Linked DNA regions of Homo sapiens: region 2 is linked to region 1. Evidence: chromatin loops called from intact Hi-C (ENCODE). Cell type or tissue: PC-3. All regions are shown on one strand. Each heading gives the region's core, and the rest is flanking DNA. Links, peaks and the distances in the headings are about the cores only.

The links. A loop is a pair of places that touch in the nucleus more often than their neighbours do. Peaks named below come from ENCODE experiments on the same cell type or tissue, not always from the same donor. Only the 100,000 strongest peaks of a DNase experiment are listed, where the experiment ranks them.
Region 2: it touches region 1 in a loop (8-fold over the local background); 1 of 110 quality-filtered maps calls a loop at or near these places.

The regions. Positions count from the first base shown.
Region 1 is chr5:169,692,955-169,698,297 of GRCh38, reverse strand. It overlaps DOCK2 (dedicator of cytokinesis 2), which reads right to left. Exons shown (of 52, transcript NM_004946.3): 10 at 2,360-2,495. Among named protein-coding and RNA genes, the nearest start is that of DOCK2, 58 kb to the right of the region's middle. RefSeq lists an enhancer at 1,621-2,820. In PC-3, for the core only: no CTCF peak of the experiment used is centred there; a DNase peak (open chromatin) is centred at 2,047; H3K4me3 peaks cover 1,610 bases; H3K27ac peaks cover 2,201 bases.
Region 2 is chr5:169,629,534-169,634,876 of GRCh38, reverse strand. No RefSeq gene overlaps it. Among named protein-coding and RNA genes, the nearest start is that of DOCK2, 5.1 kb to the left of the region's middle. In PC-3, for the core only: no CTCF peak of the experiment used is centred there; no DNase peak of the experiment used is centred there; H3K27ac peaks cover 1,644 bases.

The DNA.
Region 1 (5,343 bases), core at 486-4,485:
GGGACAGGAGGTAGAGCCTGGGATGCCTGGGGGTCAGGAAGGCCTAAAATGGCAAGCAAGCCAGTGCTGCACAACACTCAGACAGCAGAGGTTCCTCGCGTGCAGCACCAGGGCAAATACCTCCAGGCAAAGCAGACTGGGAGGTCAGAGGGCCAGGGAGGCATCCAAGAGCACCATGGCTTAGCAGAGGCCAAAAGGAAAGGGTCAGAGCCGTGGCTGTGGAATTCAGCAATTAGGTTTGGATTTGACATGCATGTATTGAATGTCTACCATGCCTACAAAACCAGACAGCAGTGATTGGGTCTCTGTAGGATCTGAGAATCTCATGAAATATCCACCCTCTTTTCATAAGCATACTCATATGTACAGATACATAACTGAAGAATCCTCAAATCCTGTGATTCCAGAGGTATCCTGGATCCTCTGAAACCTTTCCTTAAATCAGCCACTAAAGGTCCCAAAACCAAGGTAAAGAACTCCTACACTAGAATGGGGATTATAGAAGTGGGAGTGTAGGAGAGGGCTGAGAAAAGCTACTCCAATCAAGCTCATACCCTAGTTACAGAAAATACGTCAAACACTCCAGGCACTGGGCAGGGGCCATTAAAATTGCTTGGGTAATAATCAACCACTGACTGCATCTAGATAGAGAGGGGAGTCAGAGAGCAGACAGGAGGAGAAACCGAGCATCCATTCTCTCTAACTGACTCTCCTCATCCATCCTCAGGGCTGTGATTAGGGCAGGGCAATTTCCCTTTGGCTCCAAAGTTATTCATAGGACCTGGTAGATCAGATAATCATCTCTCCCTGCCCAGAGTAAAGACTATGGAGATGAGGACGTGACCTATATTAAAGCTCCTGGGGCTTCTGCTGAAACTAATGGGAAAGAGGTACATTCTTTCCACTGGTTGCTAAGTTGGTAGGATGCAAGCTTGGAACAGCTGGCTGATAATTTGCCAACTAGTTGGACAGCCATCTTCTTAGTAAGCCAGCATGAAGACATAGGGGCTGAGCAAGAAAGAGACAAATTCTTCATAGTAAGCCAGCATGAGGACATGGGAGCAAGAAAGAGACAAACTGATTTGAGTTCCTGGATCCAGCTATGCCTGAAGCGATCTATTCATAAGCTCTTCAGTTACACCAATAAAGTACCTTTTCTTTTCCTTCTTCTACCAGTTTAGATCAGATTTCTGTCATCTGACACCAAAAGAGAGGGCAGGCTACAGCTGAGGACAAAGACACACTTTGCAGTAAGGTTGAAGGATCCTTACTGCCTTAACAGAAACACCATGATGTCAGAAATGCCCCCACAAGTAGAATCAGAGCATTTTAGAGCAGTAGAGGATTTCATGAATTAACCAGGTATGAGTCCTTCATTTTGCACATAATAAAACTAAGGCTCTGGGGAAAATGCTTGCCCAATATCACTGGCTGGCTAGCTAGCCGCAGTGCCAGGTTAAAAAAAAAAAAAAAACAGTGAGCTCAGTAAAACATCCTCCACTCCACCGCTTTGCAAGCAGTGCCAGGGGACTAGTTGGAGAGTAAGCAGGTCTGCGATTACAGATCAGAGCATCTTGAAGTGAGAAACCTGAAACACTGAGGTTAGCTATGGTACATAGGGGTTATGCACGGTATACTCTTAAAATTTTATATTTTAATAAAAAGAAAACTGGCATATCAAATTGCCATTTTCACAGGAATTTAAATCGCCTTTGATGAAAAACATACATTATGTAAAGCAGGTTGATTAAAAGAAACTATATTTGGTAAATAACAGTACAAGTGGTAGTCAAACATAACTAAAACCATAAAAGTGGGGCAAGAATGACGAAGCCTTAGAAACCCCAGGAGAGCTAAAGCTTAAGAGGAATGCAGAGCTGATGTTGCTGTACAGCAGCCTCATGCAGGGCTCTGCCTCAGGTCACGCCAATTCTCCAAATGTCCGTTTCCATCTGGAATTTAGATGTGTGGTAGGTGACTCATTCTGTGTAACTGCATTTCCTGTCCTAGATGTACTTTTTAAATGATTTGCTCCTCATAATTAGATCCTGCCTGTATTGTTTTTCCTTTTTCACAGAGCTGGGGAGCAAAGGTGTCAACTGCTCAGACGGCCCCGGTCTCCCGATGCTCTACTCCAGACAAGAGGAGCCCATGATTCACTGTGTTCATCATAAATCTGGACTTAGTCACCAATTATTTTGATTTAGTCACCAGAAATGTAGTTATTAAGGGCTGTCTGGCATAAATTTTGCAGGGGTGGGGGCAGCAGGAGGCGGTTGGGAAACAAATCATCATTACAATTCAGCCACATAAAATGTGCGCTCCCATAAAAATCAATGATGCAGAGTGTGCCCCTTACCTGCCACCCCAAAGGGCCTCCTCAGTCCCTGCGTGCACTTCTTTGCACCAGTATCCTTAAGATCCATCTTGCCGACCCGGACTATTTGACAAATCAAGTAAATTTTATCCCTGTTGAGGTCTTTGTTTCCAAGATCCTGGGGGGAAAGAAACAAAAAATTGACCATCATGTGCTGAATGGGGGAAAAAAGGTAGACAAGAAAACCCAGTAATAGTAATTTCTGAGGGATGTATATAATACTTGCTATACATGGACCAATCATACAATAAGTCCTGGAAAAGATAGAAACAAGGCTCTCACATCCATTTCACAGATAAGCAAGGTAAGGTTTGCAAAGGAAAATGAGTGATAAAACTCTAGTGTTTAATCCCAATTCTTCCCTCTCAAAATGATAGGGCAAGAGAAGGGTAGAGGTGGAATATCAGCTGTACAGACAGGATTCCCCATATGCCGAGGTGATAGATCCAAAAGTAGCATTTGCTACAGATGACTCGGATGACACCATCGGTCACATCATTGCTCAGAACCTCTGAGAGAGAAGACAAAAGGAAGAGAAAAAAATCATAACAGCTACCATTTCCTGCACATCTAAAGTGTGGCCATCAGTTGGGTTGAGGTAGTGCTAACAACCCCAATATCTCAGTGCTTACAACACAGCAGAAGTTTACTTCTGGTGCAGTCTACAGGGCCAATGCAGAGGGGTGGGGGCTCTGATTACTTACTTACTCTGGGCCCTTGGCTGGCAGCTCTGTCTCAGCACGGGTGCGCTCACTGTCTCTGCCACAGGGGAAAGGAATGTGGCAAATCACTTCTGGCTTTTAAATCATCTACCCAAGAGAGATGCACATCACTTTTTGCTTGCATGTCATTTGCCAAAGAAAGGCATATGGCCGCACCTGACTTCAAGGGGTCAGGAAACTGCAGTCAACTATCTGTTTGTTTATTTATTTATTTTATTTATTTTGAGACAGGGCTTCACTCTGTCACACAGGCTAGAGGGCAGTAGCATGATCACAGCTCACTGCAGCCTCAGTCTCCCAGGCTCAAATAATCCTCCCACCTCAGCCTCTTGAGTAGCTGGGACTACAGGCATGAGCCACCATGCCTACCTAATTTTTTTTTTAAGAGATGGGGTCTCACTATGTTGTCCAGGCTGATTTCAAACTCCTGGGCTCAAGCAATCCTCCCACATCAGCCTCCGAAAGTGCTGGGATTACAGACATGAGCCACCAGACCCAGCTCAACTGAGTCTAGAAAAGCCAAAACTGGTGAAACGCACTCTCATCCACTGTGCTAAGTGATTCCTGCATCACCATATTCAATCTCTCACATCTCTGAAGTACATACAATTATTGCATCCCCATTTGACAGATGGGGAAACTGAGACACAAAGAAGATAAGAGGCTTCCCCAAGGTCATGACCATAGCCCATGAGACTCTGGGCTTTGAGCCCAGTCCCTGACACCAAAGACCACAAACATAGCTACTACAGTACAGCTCCCTTGCCATCAGAAAGGCATGCAGGAGGAAACTCCTGACTTCATGCTCGAATCTAAAAGCTTCAGTGATCTTGAGGCCCCCTGCCAGTAAGGATCAGCTAAGGAAGAAACAACAAGACATGCTGTTGGCATCAGAGTAGAGTACCCTGGGCCAGGTCTCAAAAGGGAACAGTTTATTCTCCTTCGAGTTAATTCTCATATGGGCATATGCACTGGGAATAAGCTGTCGGCTCACATCAGATCCAGGACCAAGGCACAGCTGCCATCCCCTGCCTCTCACTATGCTGGTATAGGAGGAAGGGAGTGGGGCTGTGCAGAGTCTCTGGGAACAGGGCAAGGCCCCAGTGTGGTCCACACCTTCCTGCCTGGGGACCATGACGGTTAAATTTTGTATGCCAACCTGGCTAGGTTGTGGTGCCTAGCTGTTTGGTCAAACACCGGTCTGGATATTGCTATGAAGGTATTTTGTAGACCTGATTAATATCTACAACCAGCTGACTAAGTAAAGGAGATGACGTTCTATAATGTCCGTGGGCCTCATCCAACCAGCTGAAGGTCTTAAGAGCAAAAACAGGTTTGCCAGACAAGGAGGAATTCTGCCTCAAGACTGTAGTATAGAAATCCTGCCTGAGTTTCCAGCCTGCCAGCCTGCCTTTAGGATCGCAAACTTATATTCCATGGGTTCTGTTTCCCCAGAGAGCACTGACTGGTACAAGGGCTGTTCATCCCACCAGCTGCAGGAATGGACATCTGCTTTTCAGGCTAAGAAAGACCCCCCACCCCATCATCTGCATCCCTTGCCTTCTTCTGCAGGCATTTGAATTTGAGATCCCAATTATTTCACGTCCAGATGGTTGGAACAGCCTTGTCTCTGGCCTGCCTGACTCCTTCCTCCAAACCATCCTGAAATCTCTTATGAATTCATCTTTAGACATCGCATCTATTATTTCATTTATTTCCCCCCAACAACATTAATAGCTCCCTATTTCCTACCCTATTAGTTCTACTCTTTCCCAGTTGACATGAAAGGACCTAGACATAATATATCCAGCTGTCCTAGCCCACTGATTCCCCATGACTCTCTGAATATAAGTAGGTTATTTTTGTCACAAAGATTTCTTTATTGCTCCATAAACACACAATGCTCACTTCCAACTCTGGATCTTTCTTCCTAACCACCCTGCTCCCACACTTCCCCTCCAATGCTTGCCTCTTCCTCCTCTACATATCCACATCCTTTCCATCTTTAAAACTTGAATCCTCCTTCCTTCATAATGACCTCCATCCCTAATACCTTCTCTCCTCAAATTAGGATTCTCCATATTTTTGAAATACTTAGATTGGTGCCTTTCAGAGCGACAGAGGCCCTGGTACCTGAAAGCTTCCTAGACTTGAAGGGGCTGAATTGCTCCCCCACCCCCACACACACACCCCAAATTCATATATTGAATACCTAATCTTCAGTGTCTCACAACATGACTGCAT
Region 2 (5,343 bases), core at 546-4,545, 63 kb after region 1:
CTAAATTTGCTCCAAAAGCCTTCTTCTGCTCCACAGATATTTTTTTTACCATGAACACTAGCAACACATCTTAGCAGATTCCACTTCAGGTTGTGTTGAATTAGTGTTTTCTCATTTTCTTTTAAAGTAATCTTGCCTATAGTTCTTCTACACAGGCTCTTCATAGAAGCTATTTCTTCATTCACTTCGAACTCAGCATTGACTTCTCAAATAAACAACAACTGAGCTGTATTGGTAATATTTGTCAACAAGAACTAAGGAAAACCACTAGAAGTCATTTTAAAATTCACTATTGATGCTTCTGTCAATGTTCTCAACCAAGCAACCAGTGTCACCAAAAGGCTAAAAGTCTTAAACTAATTTATTTTCACTGGATATATTTCATCTGCTGCTATAATCAAACATGATTTAATGAACTTAACATCAATAAAATATTTTGCCTTGCTTGCATAACAAATAAGCCACTTGGAAACTTATTCTGGTTGTAGTCTCATTTTCACTTTTTATTATTTTAAAGAAATTGTGCTGTGATGAGATATTCTGTTTTAAATTTTCTAATTTTTCTTGTCATTGCTTTTGTGTAAGTTGGAAAAGATGTGATGAGTGCTTAATCTATTATATTGTTTGGAGTGTCAACATGTAATAAACACAATGCTTTCTCCTCTGCTTTGTTTGTTTTGTGCTGCTATAACAGAATGCTACAGACTGTGTAATTTATGATGAACAGAAATTTATTTGGCTCACACCTCTGGAGGCTGGGAAGTTAAATATCAAGGGGCCAACATCCAGCAAGGGCATTTTTTTGCTGTGCCATCCCGTGGTGGAAGGTGACAGGGCAAGAGCCAGAGAGCAAGAGAAGCCCAAACTCACTTTTATAACAAACCCACTCTCACAATAACTAACCACTCCCTCAATAACTAACCCACTCCTACGATAACAACATTAATCTATTTATGCAGAGCCCTCATGATCTACTAATTACATCTTATTAGGCCCCACCTTCCAACACTGTTGCTGTATTGGGGATTAAATTCCCAACTCATGAACTTTGGGGGGGGTCACATTTAAACCATAGTGCTATTTAATTTGGTAACAAACAATACACACTCCACTGTGCCTTAGAAGCATGACATTTGGAGCCCACTATTCTTTCTTTTCTTTTTGACATGGTGGCTATAGCACTGGTAATTTTTTTAAATGTTACCATAGAGAGAGATATGCACTTTAAATGCTGTGGAGTTGTAATCTCATCCTCGTGATTAGTGGGTTGCTGGAGAGCACTGTGTAGCATTGAAAACACCATACACAGTCCTTGTTGCAAATAGTCAACTCTGCCATTGTAGAATGAAAACAACTATAAATGATGCATAAATGAATGAGCATGGCTGTGTTCCCATAAAATGGAATTTTTACTTCCTACAGTTTTCATATAGCATGGAATGTTATCTTTATTTTGATATTTTTCAGCAGTTTAAAAATGTAAAAACTAGTCTTAGTTCATGGGCCATACAAAAACATGCAACAAGCCAGATTTGATCTGTGAACCACAGTTTGCTATCTTCTGCTATACACAGTTGTGTTGTCTTCATAAACTTGTAGCCAGTTGATCTAAAATACACTTTTTTTTTTTTTTTCGATTTAGGTTTAAGCTTCTGACATACAAACAGGCAACTTCACATTAACAGTGTGGTAAAGTATCTGATGGGAGGCCAAGAGTAGGTGGTGGTGCCAGAAAGCAAATAAGATTGAACTTGAGGAGCACTGAAGTTTTTTTTTCCCCATTCAACTTGTGACACAACCTATAATAGGAATCTCTTCCTTAAATAATGTTAAACAAACAAATTCAGCATATTAAAAGAGTTGAAAAACTGCTTTCAGTTGAAGGAGATGAAGTTTAGAAATTTTGACTGAGGGTTAATTAACTTCTTAATGGGGTGGCTTTTAGTGCAGAAATCTTTAAACTTCATATGGTTAGGAGATGGCTTTTATGTTTCTGAAATATGGGCTTTTCATTACAGTTAACAATCCTATGGCATCATAAAAATTTTTTGGCAAGAGAGATCAATAGTCAAACATAAAAATCTGACTAAAACCACTTAAAGAATTTACAATAATCTTGGTCACACAATTTTATTAAACACCATCTGTCAGTTACTTGACTATTAGGTAGTACACTCTTGATGACTATAACTTCACATACATTGTGAGGGATGACTGTGGGTAAAAGGACATCTCTAGCCAAGATTTCTGTTAAGTTCAGTCCTGTGTGTCCAACTACCTCCTAGACATCCCCTCCCAGCCCCATCAATGTCTCCATATTTCAAAACCAAGCTCATATCATAACTGTACCCTAGACTTGTCCCTCTTCTGACTGTTTCTACCCAATGTTAACAGATGAAGTGACCAGACTGTGCTTTAATCAGGTGCTAGAACCCCATCTCCATCACTTACCTAGCTTTGTGGTTTGCAGCAAATTCACTGAACACTTTCTGAGCCCCATTCATTGAATACTTACTGCCTTTCAATCCCTGATTTAAACAGTTGGCATGCATTATCTCGTGTCATCCTAAAAGCAGCCCCATAAGACAGGTACCATTATTACCCCAATTTTACCCCCAATTTGCTAATCAGCAAACTGAGGCCAGAGAAATGAAATCCCTTATTGTAGCCAATATCCACTATGATTGCCCATGAGTGCATCATTACCCTTCACTTCACTCGGGTCAGAAATTTAACTCATCCTAATCTTCCTTTCATTCCAAATGATAATCTCAAAAACAGCTGTTGAATCTGCCCTCTTCCCCATCCCACAAACTTAAGATCTTCCTTGAAACTTGGATTAGAGATCCCTTCCTCCAACCTTGCCTCCTTCCAATCTCTTCTCCATGTTACTTCTGAGAACCTTTGCCCAAGTAGTTTTGGTCTTCTCAAGCTTCTGGAATAATCTAGGAAAAATATAAGCAAAGCAGGTTTGTAATAACGTGAGAGGTTTAACAACTTTTGTGAAATGTGAAATAAAGACATTCCACAGGAAATAACTATGCAAAGCCTCAAGTATAGCCCAAAGAAATCTAACTGGACTCATGGTTTAGGTAAATTGAAGAAAACTCTTTCCCTAAGGCACAGCAGAAGGGGAGGTTTCTGATGTCCATCTTTTTCAGAGTCATATGTATTCAGGTCCAAGATTTGGCTGGATTTCACTAGTATGCCTGTAATGATTACTAAATATTGGAATATTTCCATACAGTTGCTAAATAGCTATATCTCAAGACATTCGAGTGCCCTCCTCCCATTCTTGCGTCACTACAGTGCCTGTCAGCTTGTTCTGAGTAGTTCATGGGGGTGGGCCCCCTACTGCACAAGTCCACCAACACCCAGCCAGAGAGCTCCTGGGCCCAGATAGGAGAGAGGGCTACCCGGAGTTAGCATTGGCACGTCAGTAGGTAGATGCCTAGAGGCTTCTGGTGTCCCACTGACCTGTGTCCATCACATGGCTGCCTTTGGAAACTCCATCCTCCACAGTACTAGTCAACATTTTTCTCATTGTCTCTTCTTGTGTTAGCTGTTACAGTCATGGCAAATAGCCGAGTATATTCTCAGCAGCTCAGACAGTCGAGAGCAAAAGCTTGTACTTACCTAAATTTTACTCACCAAAGAGGAGTCCACATTCCGATCAGGACCATAAAAGACTCTCGGTAAGAAGGATATACGCTCCCAAAATCAATTAGTTACAGTAAAGGAAGGAGGCCCAACAACAAAGATGGCATGTAGATAAGTAGGCATTCAAATAATTCTGCCTTCAGTAACAGACAAAACTCTAGAAGTGACTGTGGGAGTGAGGGTTGGCGATAGGGAGAATCAAGAGCTTTCCTGCTTACCTAGAGTTTGCTCTATCAGATGAATGTTAATAGCCTCATCCAGGTCACTGCGAATGTCACTAATTCATTCATTTTTATGGCTGAGTATTATTCTATCATAAGTATATTCTAAGTGAAGTAACTCAGGAATGGAAAACCAAACATTGTATGTTCTCACTCATAAATGGGAGCTAAGCTATAGGATGCAACGGCATAAGAATGACAGAATGGACTCAAGGGGAAATGGTGGGAAGAGGGTGAGGGATGAAAGACTACAAATAGGGTGCAGTGTATACTGCTCAGGTGATAGGTGCACCAAAATTTCACAAATCACCACTAAAGAACTTATTTATGTAACCAAACACCACCTGTTTCCCAATAACCTATGGAAATAAAGTATATATATATGTATATATATTTAAAAATGTTAATAGCCTCAAGCCCACTGCTAGTTAATGCTGTAGGCATCTGCCGGTGGGATCTACCTCAACTGTGAGACTAAGACGTCAAGGCCCAGATTAATATCTTTCAGTGCATCCTTCAAATACTTTTGCACACTATTTAAAAGTCTTAAGAATATTATGCAGGGCCATCATTCCCCCCGACAGCTTCATTTCCTGCCTCCTCTGCCCCTTCTTACACCACCTCCCTGCACCACACCCACAATCACCCTACACTCTTACAAGATGGTGCTGTTTGAAGTTTCCTAGAAGTGCCACAATTCTCAGATCTCTGTGTGCTGTAGTCCTTCCTCCAATAGGAATACCTCTTCTTGCCCTCTAGGTTAAGTAGTTCTGGGAAGATTTACTTGGTGACTCCCCCCACCTCCCAATTCCCCCTCCAGTTAGACAACCCTCCTGCGGCAGCCCATGCTCATGAACTACTGGTCTGTCTAGTAGTCGCAATGGCTCTTTCTGCAAAGCTGCCAAGGCTCATACTGGGTGCAGTGACATCAGCCCTGCTCCTTTTCCACATCTCGTTGGCACTGACTCATCTAGAAACAATGATATTTGACAGGGGCCAACTACTAGCAGTCCAAAGGCCAAATCTGGAGGGTGACATATTTGTTTAACAAGCATATTTTATTTTACAGTTTTTAATGTTTTTAAAAATTGCCAGCAATTAACAATCAAGAGATTTTACCTGAACTTCTAGATTTCTAGTCTCTCTCTAAATAAATGTAGACACTGCATTTCCACAAGGCAGTTTCAGCTGGAGGCAGCTTCAGCAGCTGTCCTTGAGTTTGAACATGCACTCTAGTTGCCACAATCTCCAATGCTGAGGCCAAATTTCAATGGCTATTTACCATTGTGCTTACACAGTTGTTTTTCTTAAGATAAAAACAAAAATGAAATACTGCTTGGCCCTGTGTTCTATCAAAAGTGGGAAAATAAGAGAGACTGAAAAGATATATGTTTCAGGAAACATGGGAGAGGGTGTATATATTTACAGATGTGAAGAATATTCTTAGATGTAGGTCTACATA